Linked DNA regions of Homo sapiens: region 1 is linked to region 2. The links are chromatin loops, found by intact Hi-C in ENCODE. Cell type or tissue: endothelial cell of umbilical vein. All regions are shown on one strand. Region 1 has its middle 260 kb from the start of MIR4693. Region 2 overlaps DYNC2H1 (dynein cytoplasmic 2 heavy chain 1).

Region 1 (8,000 bases), 260 kb before region 2:
TACCACCCAGAGCTATGCAAGTTCTACATTCATTGTGAATGATTGATTTCATGTCATGGAGCAGAATTATAAGAAGATATAATAATAAGTACTAACATAATGCTTATCATGTGCTAGACACTGTGCGGGAATCTTAATATTAACTCATTTAATCCTTATGCCAATAATTTGAAGGATGCATCCTCACTTATGTCATGAGGCCTATTTTAGAGACAAGGTGACTAAGGCAAACAAGGTTAATGACTTTCTCATTGTTAATGGGGTGGGCATTTGAACTAGAAATCTGGCTTCAGAGACTTTCTTATAACCATGAAGCTATTAATGTGCTCAACTGACAACACAAACTATTGTCCTGTGAACCACGGATGGCTTGTGTTGAGTTCTTAAAATTTTGTAATTAGTCTGAAACAACTAACAATCAGTAGAATACATTTTAAAATTCTGAACTCTGGCCTTTATTGAAAAATCAGAATATTTATGCTGGCAGTACTAGTCCAAGGACATCCATGGCAACCGACACTGGATGTGAGTAGAGCCATCACCTTCAGATGAGTCATGCGTTCTTTTGTTTGTCAGTTTCCCTTACTCTCTATTACTTTCCAACACTTAGACTAAGAGCTTATGCTATTGCTTTGACTATGGTAAATGAAAGAACCCACATCTCTATCTAAGAGAGTCAATATAATACAGTGGTTATGCCCATTGATTCAGGAGGTGACTGCTTAAATTTAAACTCCAAATCAAACATTTACTAGTTGTATGATCATGAGAAGATACTTTATCTCTCTATGCCTTAGTTACCCCATATTTAAAATGGGAGTAACGATAAAATCCACTCAAAATTTTTTATGATTGGCTGGGCTCGGTGGCTTACGCTGCAATCCCAGCACTTTAGGAGGCCGAGGCGGGTGGATCCACGAGGTCAGGAGTTTGAGACCAGCCTGACCAACATGGTAAAACCCTGTCTCTACTAAAAATACAAAAATTAGCCAGGCATGGTGGGGCACGCCTGTAATCCCAGCTACTTGGGAGGCTGAGGCAGGAGAATGCCTTGAACCTGGTAGGCAGAAGTTGCAGTGAGCCAAGATCGTGCCACTGCACTCCAGCCTGGGTGACAGAGCAAGACTCCATCTCAAAAAAAAAAAAAAAATTGTGATTTATCAAATGAGTTAATATATATATAAAGTGTTTGAAGCAATATCAGGCATGGAGTATCATGCACTTCTAATGAAAAAATAAAAGATGAACCAAGAGAACCCTGTGTGTGTTTCATGGAGAAGAAAGCATATTACTTTGGAAAACTGAAAAATCTTCCTGTGTGATGTTCACTGCATAAACAATATTCATGATCCTGAAAGAGGCAGATTGGGTCCAGGCCCAGTAAATGACCCCAGCTTAATCTCTAAAAGCATGGAGCAGGGGAATTCTCCATCAGTCTCCTAGAATTTCCTTGTTGAGGAGGCCTTATTTCAATCCTCTTTTATGTCTGTGAAGCTGAGGCTCAGAGAGTCCCGTGACTCCACCTAATGTAACACAGAACTGTGATGGCAGAGCCAGGATTCATAGCCAGGTCAATCATTCCAAAAGGAAGGGTTTCTTCTACTTGGCTCCTGGATCCATTTTTACATCAAAAAGTACAAGCAGATTGATTTGTTTTGGAGGTAGAAACTTAACTCTGTTTTCAAATGCCATATATTTATTCTCAAATTTATCCAGAAGTTTGAAAGTTGTCTAGTTATGCCAATTTTCACATGAGGATGCTGTAGAAAGGGATGCTGAAGAAGATCATGGCTTCTTGTTTTCACTCCCAGAATCCCTATAAAATGGGTAAAATGCATGTCTTTTAGTGGCTCAGACACTACCATTCCTGGGTGGCATATTTTTGGTTGTCTTTTTATGCCCAAATCATCTCAATTAAAACATTATTGAAATGGGAGAATTCCCTGATCCCCTTATGGGATGGTGTGGCTCATTTATTCGGCCACCATGTGCTCAAATCCCTTACAGGAAGGGAAGTATGCAGGTGAGCAGGTGCAGGAGCTGGGATGAGCACTTTTGGGCTCCAGCCCCACAGCACTGTCTAGGGGTCTTACAGTGCTCCTTTAGCCCTGCTGTCCAGGGATGGCTTGAGTGTTAAACAGCTCTGTGAAGAGTCAGTGTGACAGCCTTTTTCGGTTACCACACCCAGTGTGTCCCAAATTCTTGTCCAGCATCCAGGAAGAATCAGGTCACACAGACTTGAAGGATGGTGAATGCGGGGATTTTATTGAGTGATGGAGCTGGTTCTCAGTGGGATGAGGAGCTGGAGAGGGGATGGAGTAGGAAGATAATCTTCCCCTGGGATTTGGCCATCCCATGGCTGATCTCCACCACAACCTCCCCCAGCCAAACTCCTCTCAACATTCAGACACTTCTCTCTTCTTCTTCTCTGCCATGCTGCTCTGCCACTCTGCTACTCTTCTGCTTATGGAGCCTGGGGTTTAGGGGTTATATGGGCACAGGCTAGAGGGGCATAGTGGGCCAAAAGTCAACATTTAGGTGAAAAAACAGGAATGCCTGTTCTCATTTAGAACTGTGGGTCCAGGCTTGAGGGTGGAGCCCTTTCCAGGGACCCCACCCTCCTGTCTCCTGTCCATATCATTATCACTCTCCATTTTTTAATATGCTGAAAAGCTAATCACTGGAAGAAAAAGGCAGGATCTAATGCATTCTCATGCCATATAAAAAGTATTTAGGCAATGAACTCAGAATAAATAGCCAAGCCCTAACTTCTTGACTTGATGTTTAAGACCCTCCATGATTTATCACCAACATGTATCACACTAATCCATATCTGTACCTTTTGGAACCTGCCATGAGGATTTGCACAAAATAGTTGCCCTCTTTTCCTGTCCTACTGACCATGCCACCATTGTTGCTCCCTCCATCTACATCTCAGACATTACTGACTCCAAGAAGTATTTCTAAACGTTTGCTTTCTGCTCTCACAGGGTTCATCTTCCCCTGCTTTGTTCTAGCATTTAATAATTATACTTAAAGTGTGTCCCCACAATTGTGTCTCCCCCACTAGACTATGAGGTCTCTGATAGGAGAGACTGAGTCTTCAATTTCTGCTTAAAATTATTTCCATTTAATAATTTTAGTTTTTATTTTAGAATCTGTTCTTGTCATTCAAACATTCTTTCAAGATAAATCAAAAGATATGTCCCTCAAATCCTCTCATATTGATTAATCCACTGTGTATTTTCCACTGGCCTTTCTAAGTTCACTCTGTTTTCATAATTTCACAATGTTCTAGCACAGTGCAGATATCACATTAATAGCTGATATTTATTGAACTTCAGCTAGGGGCCAGGCATTCTCCAAAGCATTTTACAGTCATTATCTCATTAGTAATGAGGTGTAAGAGCTATGCATCATCATTTCTATGTCCAAGATAAGAGACCTGGGATCAGGTAGGTTATATAATATGTCAAGTGGGGGTAGGAATTCAGATTCTAAAGTTGTGCTTTATTACTCACTGCACTACACATCTTCACAAACCAATCTTTGTAATCTGTTATTTTTATATTTGACACTGCATCATCAACAATTGCCATATCACCTAGATTTAAGTAATTATTATTTATATCAAGGCAATGCAATCATTTCAAAATAAAAAAAGTTATCAAAAAAAGCAAAAGCAAGGAATGTGTTACTCATTTCCTTTTTCCGAGCACCTAACCCAATGTTTTTTACTTGAATTGTTAAATCTGTTGATTTGATTTGACTTCCTTAGATCTTTATAGGACAGTGCAGGATCTTTGCCTAAGAGGAAGTGTTTATCCAGGGAGACAAATGCTCTTGAGAAGAGCAAGAAGTATGAATACTGCAGCCTGGATTCCTCTTTCATGCAACCACTGCAGGATATGAAACATAATGTGTGTTTAATACCCATTGTTCCTCTAATTCACTCATCCGTCTGGCCGAATTGGTCTTGACAAAGACTGAAATTGTGGACCAATCAAATCAGAACATTTGCACTGTTAACAAACATCTTGTGCTATTCTTAGAAATTGTTTGTGACCTTGGAGAAGTCTAACAAATCAGTCTTCCACTGACTCTTACCACCTCTTCCCTCTTCCTTAACACCATTTAAGGTGACAAGGAGACAAGCTGAGGGCTCTTGGTTTGTTGACAGTGCATTCAGTCATAAGTGTGTTGCTAAATTCCAGCTTTATCAAGTTACAAGTAACAAGTAATTACCATGCAGCACATCACCTGGAGTCCCATTATGCAAATTTACATATGGCTCAGCTGCACAATCTAGACAAATATTTATCATCATCCTAAAGCCTGCCTTGCAAAGAGAAAACAGGCCGAGTGGCATTTTATCATTGCACATATCCCATTTTTTAAAGTAGAAATGAACTAGGCTGTGCTTATCTCTGGCACTAAAACTCTCTAGAGGAAGTATCCTCTTATTAGTCTTTCATGGAGGAGGGAAGTTTCAAGGATAATTTGATTAACTTCATGAAGAGACAATTCAAGGAAAACCAGAAAACTGTCTTCAAATATGTGTGGGGCTTTCATCTGGAAGAGGGAACACACTTGATCTTTATTGTTCTGAAAGGACATGTTGGAAGATGTGGGCTGGAATTTCAGAATTACAGAGACAGATCTCAACCCAATCTAAGGTAGAATTTTTTTAACCAAGGGGGTTGCTTTTTTGGAAAGTTGGACTGTGTGTGTGTGTGTGTGTGTGTGTGTGTGTGTGTGTGTGTATGAAGTTTTGTACATTAAATTTGTGGACTTTTTTTGACCAAATGAGTCAGATATCCAAATTAGTATGTTGCTTTCAAAATTGTCACCCTAGAAGGTTATAAACTCATTCCATAAAGGCTGCCCTTGACAGTTTTAGAACACCCTTTTGAGAAGAGCCTTTGTAGCCTATGGACCATTTTCTCCTGGGATGCCTCTGTAATGGCAAATCCACAATACTAGATTCTTGAATAGGTCAACGGATACCCAGACCTATATCTCTCTCATAAATAATGTGATTAATAGAGGTAGATGAATACTTTTGAGGGATCAGAAAGTCAAAATCAAAATTAAAGTGTTACTATAAATGTTGAGATGGAGCCGCTTAAGAGGTTTTTGAAAGCAATTCTTGCTGAGATGCCCCCAAACTTCTCTTTAACCCTGCTAACTAACTTGGAGAATGGAGGCTCATCCAAGCAGGAAAAATATTCAGTGTGTTCTTGACTCATAACTCAAGCTAAAAATAGAACAAAAAACATTGCATTACATATCAGGTGTCTGAGTTCTATGAGCTCCCAGGAATGGAAAAGTATAGAATGTCACAGCTGGGCCTGAGTTTAAACCGCAACTCTGCTATCACTTGCTAGATCACAGCAACACATAATGTAACCTCTTTGAGTCTGTTTCTTCACCTGTAAAATTAGAGTGATGATAAATACCTCAAAGGGTTGTTCTAAGAATTTAGACAATATACAAATAAGTATGTAACACAGTGTTAGGCATATATTAAGTTCTCAACTCATTGTAGCTGATACAATTATTATTACCATTGTTAAATGCTATTATTGTTATCTTCATTCTGAATCACCATTCTCATTGCACTTCCTTACCTCATCTTTTCTACTTTCTCTAGTTTTCAAATTAATTTGCCTAAAATTCATTTTAATTATCCTGCCAATTTCCAGCCCTCTATAATCCTCTTTAAGGGATTTTGTCAAATTATGTGTGACAGTATTTTTATACACAACATGAAGATTAGAAAAACAAAGCTGTTTTTAAACAAGTTTTATCATCCAATTATACACATACTACAATGAGTTTTCAGTGCTATCGCAGTATACAAGCTAATAAAAATTTATAGAGAAATCTTAAAAAGACTTGAGACAAGGTTACTGCAACAACCTTGGAGCAGACTCCCTGGGATAAAACTCTCTGACTAGTTCTCTAACATTGTACAAGTTGATTAACCTCTGTGTGCCTCAGTTTTCTGATTTTTAAATTGGATATAATAATAGGACCTATCTTATGGGGTTCTTATGAGGCTTAGATAAGTAAAAAGTACTTAGAATAGCACTTGGCAAAAAGAACTTAATGAGCGGTAGCTATGATTACTGTTGTTAGTGGTTAATGTGGTTTGGCACTGTGTGCCCACCCAAATCTCATGTTGAACTTTAATCCCCAGTGTTGGGGGAGGGACCTGATGGGAGGTGATTGGATCATGGGGCAAATTTCCCCCTTGCTGGTCTCATGATAGTGAGTAAGTTCTCATGAGATCTGGTTGTTAAAAAGTATGTAGCACCTCCCCCTTCGCGGTCTGTCTTCCTCCTACTCCGACACGTGGAGAAGGTGCTTGCTTCCCCTTCACCCTTCTGCCATGACTGTAAGTTTCCTGAGTCCTTCCAACCATGCTTCCCATATAGCCTGTGGAACTGTGAGTCAATTCAACCTCTTTTCTTAATACCCATTCTCAGGTAGTTTTTTATAGCTGTGTGAGAATGAACTAATACGGTGGTCCATTGTAGCAGGGACATAAGTTTCAAAATTATGGAAGAAAAAGACTGAATAGTCAGAATAAGTGGATGACAGATATGATTTCATCGAAAACAGATCCCATTGTGGTATCTCAATTAGGTCTTTAAAGTTTCCTGCTCTTGCTTAACTATGGAATACAATCCAAAGAGAATGGCAGGCATGCTTTGCATGCTGAAGACATGAAAGGCTGACAGCTGATATACAATCTCAGATTTTACAGCCAAGCCCAACAGGCACTACCTTTAAAACCACTTTTCTGTATTCATTAACTATCCTGTTAAATGTTTTTTCCCAAATTAAAATTTTATATCTAATACATAGAAATTAAATGCATGATTTAGCAATATAAAAAAACTGTTGATATGTGAGTATGCAAAGAACAATGTTACACATTTGTGAAAAAAGAGAATACGATGAATGAATTAAGAGTCCCAAATCCTGGCTTAAGCCCCAGATTTACAAGAGATTCACTGAATGACCTTGACCTAATCATTTGTCTCCTGGGTCTCAGTTGTCCCAGCTGTTGAAAGAAAAATGTAGGTAGGTCAGTGCTTTCCAAGCTTTAGCCACCCATAAAACCCTTACAACTATTGCCATATCCATGTGTATATTCACCCTATATAATAATATCCTTGAAATCATGCTTTTCTTGTACTATTCAACATTTTTTGTAATGCATACAAAAATAAATGTTTGCCTATTTATAATTTTTAAAGTTAAAAAATAATTATTTCATGTACAGTCTAGAATCATACTGTGTACTCTGTGAAACATTAGAATAGGTGATCACTGAGATCCCTTACAATTTGCAGGCTTAGTCATGCTGTATCTGAAAAAAAAAGAAAGAATGAAATTATAATATGGAGATAAACAACCTTTAGCCTTGCAATGTCTGCATGATTTTTCTCATTTTCAGTTAAAGGAGCCAACACCAAGCATATTGTTATCTTCCAATTTGGAAGATTCTATCGAATCTCAAAGTGAATGCTTTGGCCAGCCTATAAAAGAGACTATTAGCTACAGTGAGAAAATTGAAAATCCAAACCACAAGACTGCCAAGAGCACTGAGTTAGGCCCATCAGTCCAAATGAAGGACAAGATAGCATGACTTAGGTTCAATCTGGAAAAGAGTCCAGGTATATGTGATAGAAAAGGGTAGGAATTTTCATAGTAAGAAGTAAGGAAGATGTAATGTGAGGGCAAGGGAAAAACAAAATGTTTCTTCATTTGCATTCTCTCAGTCACTTTTTCTCAATTGTCATCTTTGTCACATAAAATTTACTGTCTCAACTGAATCAGAACATCCTAGTAGGTTGTTAATGACCTTCATAAATCAGGTAAATTAGTTATTTTTTTCTTACTATTTTTTCTTCTTCAATAGTTGTGTGATCAATTTATGTTGCCTCTCATCCAAGGAAGAAAGTAAGGCCTTGCCTTCTCTTTGCAGA
Region 2 (8,000 bases):
TTTATTTGGGGAGACAAAAGTTAATATACATAACACATAGAAGATATTGTCCTATCTGGGTAAATAAAGATATATATTAATGAAAATAGGTTAGAGCTTTAGTTATTTAAAAAATTTATTGTTTAGTTTTCATTTTCTGAAACAAAAGTCTGTTTTAACCAAACAAAAAGCTGTAGAAACTACAATTACGTTTTTAATTTAAAAGAAGCAAAATTTCAAACATTACTAAGTCTGAAGTTATAAGAGAAGTATAATTTCTGCTTTAAAGATTTCTTCAGAAGAACTTAATTTAGCTTAATTTTAAAGTGTTTCTCATTTACTCAAACTGTCTTGATTGCACAAATTCGTACAAACATAACACAAATGATCTAATTCATGCAAAAAGTTTTTCTTCAGCAATGAAATGAAAAGTACATATATTTATTCAGATATAAATTCACAAGATACAAACTTAGTAGAATACATGTTTCTATTTTACCACTTACGTGGCAGTGGGACTTTTTCTACACATTTCTCTCCCCACTAAACTGAATTCCTTCAAAACAGGGACTATTTTTATTCACCTTTACATTCCAAAACCTATTCTAATATTATATTAGAGGCAAATAATGTTGGATAGCTGAGATAAATAAAAGTAAAAAATACCAGAGGATCAATACAAATACTTCAGGAGAGGATAAGCTTTGGACTGGGTATTGAACGAAGAATTTAAATAAGCAAAAGCAGTGGCAAGAGTAATTCTAGAAAAGATATAAAGAAATACTGAAATACCTATAGCCAAAAACGCTAATAGCAAAAATATTTTAAGATATTTTTTCAATCAACTCAAACAATATTTATAGTTGCTTTAAATGTAAAATACATCTTTAAAACAAAAGCAATATTCATTAATAGAAAGTACCAAGGACACTAAGGGTACCATCAGCAAACAGGTACTGGCACACCACCCCACAACAAAAAAAAGAAAAGGAGAAGAAAAATACATGCTCTACCCTTGAATAACTCAGAATCCTGTAAGAGAGTACAGAAAAAAACATGCTTCAGTTTCTTCTAACATCAGTAATAACAATTTCTCCCTGAATCTTGTATTCACATTAGATTACTTACATTTTGCCTTTAACTTTTATTGGCAGAGACAGAGGTTCTGGTCAGTGTCAAACTTCCTAAATTAATCACCTATATTCATTTGCATCACTTTTTCACCCACTTTCCCTCCCAAACTACTGCAATTAGATTTCTATCCTCCAACATTCTACAGAGATGATTCTAGAAAAGATTTTGAAATACTGAATAATGCCCAATTCCTTATAACTTAGCCCTCCTCTTCCACTCCCTGAACAACCAGCATCACTCCCTCCCATCACCTGAAGACTCTCTTTTAAAGCTCTTCTGCTTGTCTTGTTTTCTGAATGCAGATCACTCTTGCTAAAATTCTTTCAAAGATTTTCCCATCTTCAAGTATGTGTTAATCATAGATATTTCCCAGGATACTACCTTCAGGCATCTTTCTTTTCTGTTTCATCCTTCCTAGCAATCAATCTCTAATTCTCACAGCTTCCTCTGTCACAGATGTACTTCTTTTTTGTCAAATCTTTTTTATCATATCTACATCTGAAGTCTGTCCTACGTTTATTTAGTCTATGTTCCTACTAGACATTTCCAAATAGATATTTTATGGCAACTCAAATAAACATTATTGCATGGGCAATTCGAACTAACATATCAAATTTATCTCTCCCCCTCCTCACCATCAAAAACAAAACCCAAAGTCTCTTGCTTTTGACTTTCACATTTTGGTTAATGTAACATCCCTACGGTAATTATAACAGTGGAAAAGTTGAGGAAAAGAGTGTATTAGCTGATGTGGTTGAGAATGCCATGTGGTGTGTATACTGCAGCAGGTTACAAAAACAAAAAAACTGCTAACTACTGACACACAGCATCTGTACATAAGTATAATCAACAATTTGCAGTAGATAGATACAACTTGTGGTCATTGCCTTGAATGTATGTACTCATTTTTGGCCTTCATATTTGTACAAAATTGGTTATACAACTTTGGCATTAGCCTGTCCTTAAAAGCCCAAATCATCAAATACCTGATGCAATATCAGTTCTTATATCCCTGAATTTGTGCATGATAAATAATGTTTTCTAATCTACTTTTTGTTAAGTACATTGACAGGCATGGTGTCAAATCAAACTTTGTAGTATCTGAATATTTACTTTCAAATAAGGGTGTTTAAATGTGGCTTGGAATGAAAAAAATCTCTAAATATATAAATTCTATTAGTTCAGTTGCATATACATCTTTATAATTTGAAAAATAAAACGTTAAAATGATTGAAGCACTGTGAAACCCTTTTAAGTAAAAAATGGTAATTAAAAAATAAGTACTCAAGTAAATAAGCAGTGAAACAGACTGACAGTTAAAATACAAATAAGAAAATAAGTGTTAACCAAAAAACCTTAGGAAGAATTTTATCTTCGTTTCATCCCAAAAGTATTCATAAAAATTGGAATACTAAGGCAAGACAAACTAGTAGAAATTAGATCATATTACGATAAATTTGGGATAATTTTTTGCTATATTCGAGTGAGTAAAAAGTAAAATGAAGTCTGGGTTGAATCAGGACAATCTGGGTAAACAACATGGGCGTCTATCTTCTCATAGTACTATTTCCTTAGAAACTACGTAGTTAAGATAAGGGTGGAATGTTTTATCTGCCTAGTTTGTCATGAAACCCCTGTTCCTTGGGACTCCACTTAGCCTGGGGAGCTGTGTGTTGGTATACAAGCACTGGACTTTTGTAGCTAACATGAAATAGAAGATTGGTGGGAAACTAAGGCTACAGCTTCGCAGTACCAAGATGACCCCCACATCCTTGGCTCTTGTCAATGGCCCAGGAGCAAAATAAGTTCTGTATATAGGTAGCTGCTTTGCTTGGCCTCCCTGTAAGATGAAGATGCTGAACATTCTGTATTTCTTCTCCTGTATCTCTAAGTCTCTAAGGCTGTATCTGCTCTATCTTACCCTATTACCTTCATTAGATAATTGATCCAAACTATGCTAAATCAGATTCCCCTAGAACCTGAATGATACTGAGACTAGCAGTTGCAGAAGCCATGTTCTGTTAATAATAGAACTTTCAAGAGAAGGTTTTGAACTTCTATTGATAAGGTTCCCAAAGCAAATCCTTTTTTGGAGCCTATGAAATAACTTTTTATTCTTTTAATAACCTTTTAATTATATTAACCTTATTTGCTTAAGTATTGTAAAATTTTATGTGAATATTCAAATATATGTATTATACACACACACACGTATGTATTTGGGTAGAACTTGAGTTTAAACATTAAAATAGAGAGGGCTGGAACAAGATGGCTAACTAGATGCAGCCAGGAAGAACCATTCCCACTGAGAGATACCAAATTATCAAGTAATCCAACAAAATTTGGGCAGATCTTGGGGAAGAAAACACTACCGAGAGTGGATGGAGAAGTGACGCTGATGCTCAGGGTGAAGCGGGAGGAAGCTGGAACCCTGTGTGCCTTAACATAATGCTCGGGGCTGTTCCCGGCCCCAAGCAACTCCTGAGGAAGTGATGAGTGAGGAGACTGAGGGACATCTCACCCTCACCTTGGACCTATGGAATCCTAGCTCAGCGGACCCCGCATCCACCATGGATGTGTGAGCTGGTGGAGGATCTGCCTGGAGACTAGGCAGAAACAGTGCTTCAGCTGCTGTGGAGCTCAGGAGCTTTTGTGTGCAGGACAGCTGTAGTAGAGTAAGGCCCTAAGTGCCCATTCCCCCAGGGGTCCTCATCACCCTCCTAGAGGCTCTAGCATCAGCTGACTGCCAGGCCAAGAGACAGCAGGCTGGCTTCCCCCACAGGATTGGGGCACATCTGTTCTGCAGGCCTTCCCACTGCCGAGCCCCTCCATAGCCACCCCGCAGGATCGTGTGCACAACGCAGCCTCCACAGCCCTGCCTGAGTGCTCCGCACTATCTGAGTATTTTCCAAGTAACCTAGGGGCACTTCAGATCCCCCAGTGCTGCCAGAGTCTGACCCCAAGCCAAGGGCTGTTCCAGTGTCCCCGGAATGCGGTCTGCAGCTCAGGAGTACCGAGCCCAGATCTGCGGCCAACACTGGAGCTGGGGAGAAGCGCCCACCCTCAGATCACTGAGAGGGGTGGGACGTGCAGGTTTGTGGGCCAGCACAGAGGCGGTTCGTACGTCCCTCCACAGGGCTGGCCCAGAAAGCGTATGGCCGGCCTATCTCCCGGATGCAGCCTGTCAGAGGGAGCCCAACCACCCCGAACACATAGCAAAAGAAACCCGGGGAAGGAGCCAATGATCAGAAGAGGCTCACTCAAAGCCAAGGACGGGGCCCTGGTGAGATGATTTTATTCCCCGCCCCTCCCTCTACTCCCAAGAACGTGCCTGCGAAAACAAGGAAATAACAAAAAAACCACAGGGCTAAGTAAGAGCCTATCTACCAGCCACTACTCCTAAGCGCCATCTATTGGACTGAAGCCCAAACTACAACACTAAACATTATTCTGCTAATAGATGCCGGAAACCAAGAGCAAGAATTCACCCACAAATAAAGACACTGTACAGAGCCTTGGCCCTCTGAAAGCGCCCCAAACCAAACCCAACTGAGTGCACCCAACTTGCATCAGAGTTAAAGGAACGCCAGCCCCACCAGATGAGAATCAGAGAAAAAACTCTGGCAATTCAAAAAGCCAGTGTCCCCTTACCTTCAAAGGAGCCCACTATACGCCCATCCCCCGCCCACCAGCAACGGTCCCTAATGAGACTGAAATGTCTGAAATGACGTAGAATGCAGAATGTGGCAAAAAAGCTCAACAAAATTCAGGAGAAAGTTGAAATCCGATCCAAAGAATCCAAGGTATCCAGTAAATCAATCCAAGAGCTCAAAAATGAAACAGGCATTTTAAGGAAGAACCAAACTGAACTTCTGGAATGGAAAAATTCACTACAAGAATTTCATAATACAATCAGAAGTATTAACAGCAGTATACAGGTGAAAGATCTCCACAAAGAGAACTATGGAAACAGACACATAAACCAACAGAACAGAATAGAGGGCCTAGAAATAAAGCTACACACCTACAACAATCTGACGATCTTTGACAAGGTCCATAAAACAAGCAGTGGGGAAAGAACTTCCTATTCAATAAATGGTACTGGGTTAACTACCTAGCCATGTGAAGAAGATGGAAACTAGACCCACTCCTTCCACCATATACAAAAATCAACTCAAGATGGATTAAAGACTTAAATGTAAAAGCTAAAACTATAAAAACCATGGGAGACAACCTAGGAAATACAATTCTGAACATTGGCCCTGGCCCAAAAATTTCATGACAAAGATGCCAACAGCAATTGCAACCCAAACAAAAATTGTCAAATGAGACCTAACTAAAGAGCTTCTGCAGAGCAAAAGAGACTATCAACAGAGTAAACAGACAACCTACAGAATAGGAGAAAATGTTTGCAAACTAAGTACTCAACAAAGGTCCAATGTCCAGAATCTATAAGGAACTTAAAGAAATTAACAAGCAAAAAACAAACAAGCCCATTAAAAAGTGGGCAAAAAACATGAAGAGATGCTTCTCAAAAGAAGACATACATACGGCCAATAAACATATGAAAAAATATTTGACATTGTGATCATTAGAGAAATGCAAATCAAAACCACAATGAGATACCATCTCATGCCCATCAGACTGGCTATTATTAAAAAGTCAAAAAATAACAGGTGCTGGCAAGGTTGCAGAGAAAAGGGAATGCTTACACACCACTGGTGGGAATGCAAATTAGATCAACCATTGTGGAAAATAGTTTGGCGATTTCTCGAAGAACTTAAAACAGAACTACCATTTGACCCAGAAATCCCATTATTGGGTATATACTCAAAGGAATATAAATGGTTCTACCATAAAGACATATGCACATGAATGTTCACTGCAGCACTACCCACAATAGCAAAGATATGGAGTCAACCTAAATGGCCATCAATGGTAGACTGAATAAAGAAAATGTGATACATAGACAACATGGAATATGCAACATAAGAAAAGAACAAGACCATGTCCTTTGCAGCAAGGAAGTGAAGGAGCTGGAGCAAGACCATGTCCTTCACAGCAAGGATGGATGGAGCTGGAGATCATTTTCATAAGCAAACTAACACAGGAACAGATAACCAAATACCACGTTCTCACTTATAGGTGAGATCTAAACACTGAGTATACATGGATACAAAGAAGGGAACAACAGACACCAGGGCCTACTTGAGGGTGGAGGGTGAGAGGAGAGGGAGGATCGAAAAATTACCTGTTGGGCACTATACTTATTACCTACGTGATAAAATAATCTGTACACCAAACCCTTACGACACACAATTTACCTATGTAACAAATCTGCACATTTCCCCTGAGTCTAAAATAAAAGTTTAAAAAGAAAAAAAATCAGAAAATCAAATATTTTAAAAAATATATTTAAAGTAAAACTGGAATGTGTTGTGAAAATAAAATGTTTAAATAAAGCTTGTGGGGTCTACAGTACTAAATCAAGTTTAATTTTGTCTCCTTCAGGCTCACTAGCAACTTTTTTTGAAGGTAGATCTTTTTTTTAGGTTACCTGAGAACTGATCATGCGCTGAGATGAGCGAGCGATATTGGCAGGCAGACCAAAGAAACTAGGTTTGTCGTCCTCTGGAATTTTCTCAATGACAGCACGATAGTCCTAAATATAAAGAAGTGAAAAACAGTTTTTTTAAAAAATAAAGATTGAACTTACAATCATTGAAATAAGAAAGAATACTTTGAAATGTTCAATTATTATTTGTATTTTTATTTTCTAGATAAATCTCACTTTGTATGATATTAACTCAGTTATCTGTGGGAAGTATTCTGTCATTAATACTTCTTCACACTTCAATTATTTGATATTATATTTTCTTATCATAACTCCCACATACAAAGGGACTCCGAATTATTTACAACATATTTGAGTGATTATGCCTACTATATGTAAGCTACCATGTTAGATGTTTTTAGGATAGCTCTGTAATTTTTTTCCTATAACTTACCAAAGACCAATCTGCAGAGTGCAGTTCTGCTCATGTTAAATTAAGCAGTTATATATATATATATATATTTATATATTCAGGCAATCTACTTTTGTTTCTTTTTAACTTAGAGAAACCTTGTAAACGTGTAGAAGCACTGCTTTGTAAATTGCTTTATAATAGAGCAATTCCAGTTAGTCTTCAGTTTGCTGGTGAGGTGTGATAAAATGCATTGATAATCCTATCATTTCATCCTAAGAATTACCCTACACATTGAATAAGCTTGGCTTGTTGAGCATTCATTTCAACAGTTACTCACTCATGACTTTAAATCAAAAACTAAGTGCAGGCAAAAACACTTATTCAGTTTGGCCTAAACATGGAAACTGTTTTGTTTTCATGAAGAGAAGTTATTTTAAGGCAAGTACTGCACGTGCATCTAAACCGTGTTTGCTGAAGTAGGCATGGGAGACTTGGCCTCTGACTTCCCCTCATCCGTTCTTATCCTTGGCAGCTGACCCTGAAGTATTTCCAAGGAGACAGTTGGACTCCAGGAAGTCCGGGGCCTGTAAATATGTCACATTTTGGAAAGTCATGCTGTTCTTTGAAATTCTTCCAATCCTTTAGCTTAGCATTTGTAAACTTCCTCAAGGTATTCAATCACAATATATACGTATAAATGTATATGTACATGTACATGAGTGTATGTTTGCATATATGTGTGCATGTATTATCGTGGGAAACATTCAGTGTCTTTCATCTAACTCAATTAGAAAGCTAAACAGTGATTGTCATAAGTCATCCTATAAATTTAAAAATATTTACTCTTTGTAGAGTTATACACTTTGCTTATTTCAAAATAGCTATGAAATCTTGTCTAGACTGGCTAGAGTCTTCTGT

What was found. Peaks named below come from ENCODE experiments on the same cell type or tissue, not always from the same donor. Only the 100,000 strongest peaks of a DNase experiment are listed, where the experiment ranks them.
Region 1: a loop joins it to region 2, with 6 times the contacts of the local background. A loop is called at or near these places in 5 of 110 quality-filtered maps.

The regions. Positions count from the first base shown.
Region 1 is chr11:103,584,298-103,592,297 of GRCh38, reverse strand. No RefSeq gene overlaps it. Among named protein-coding and RNA genes, the nearest start is that of MIR4693, 260 kb to the left of the region's middle. RefSeq lists an enhancer at 7,614-8,000. In endothelial cell of umbilical vein, no CTCF peak of the experiment used is centred here; DNase peaks (open chromatin) are centred at 527, 3,867 and 5,307; H3K27ac peaks cover 5,458 bases.
Region 2 is chr11:103,322,661-103,330,660 of GRCh38, reverse strand. It overlaps DYNC2H1 (dynein cytoplasmic 2 heavy chain 1), which reads right to left. Exons shown (of 89, transcript NM_001377.3): 82 at 6,671-6,775. Among named protein-coding and RNA genes, the nearest start is that of DYNC2H1, 220 kb to the right of the region's middle. In endothelial cell of umbilical vein, a CTCF peak has its summit at 4,510 (motif pointing left); DNase peaks (open chromatin) are centred at 4,510 and 7,580.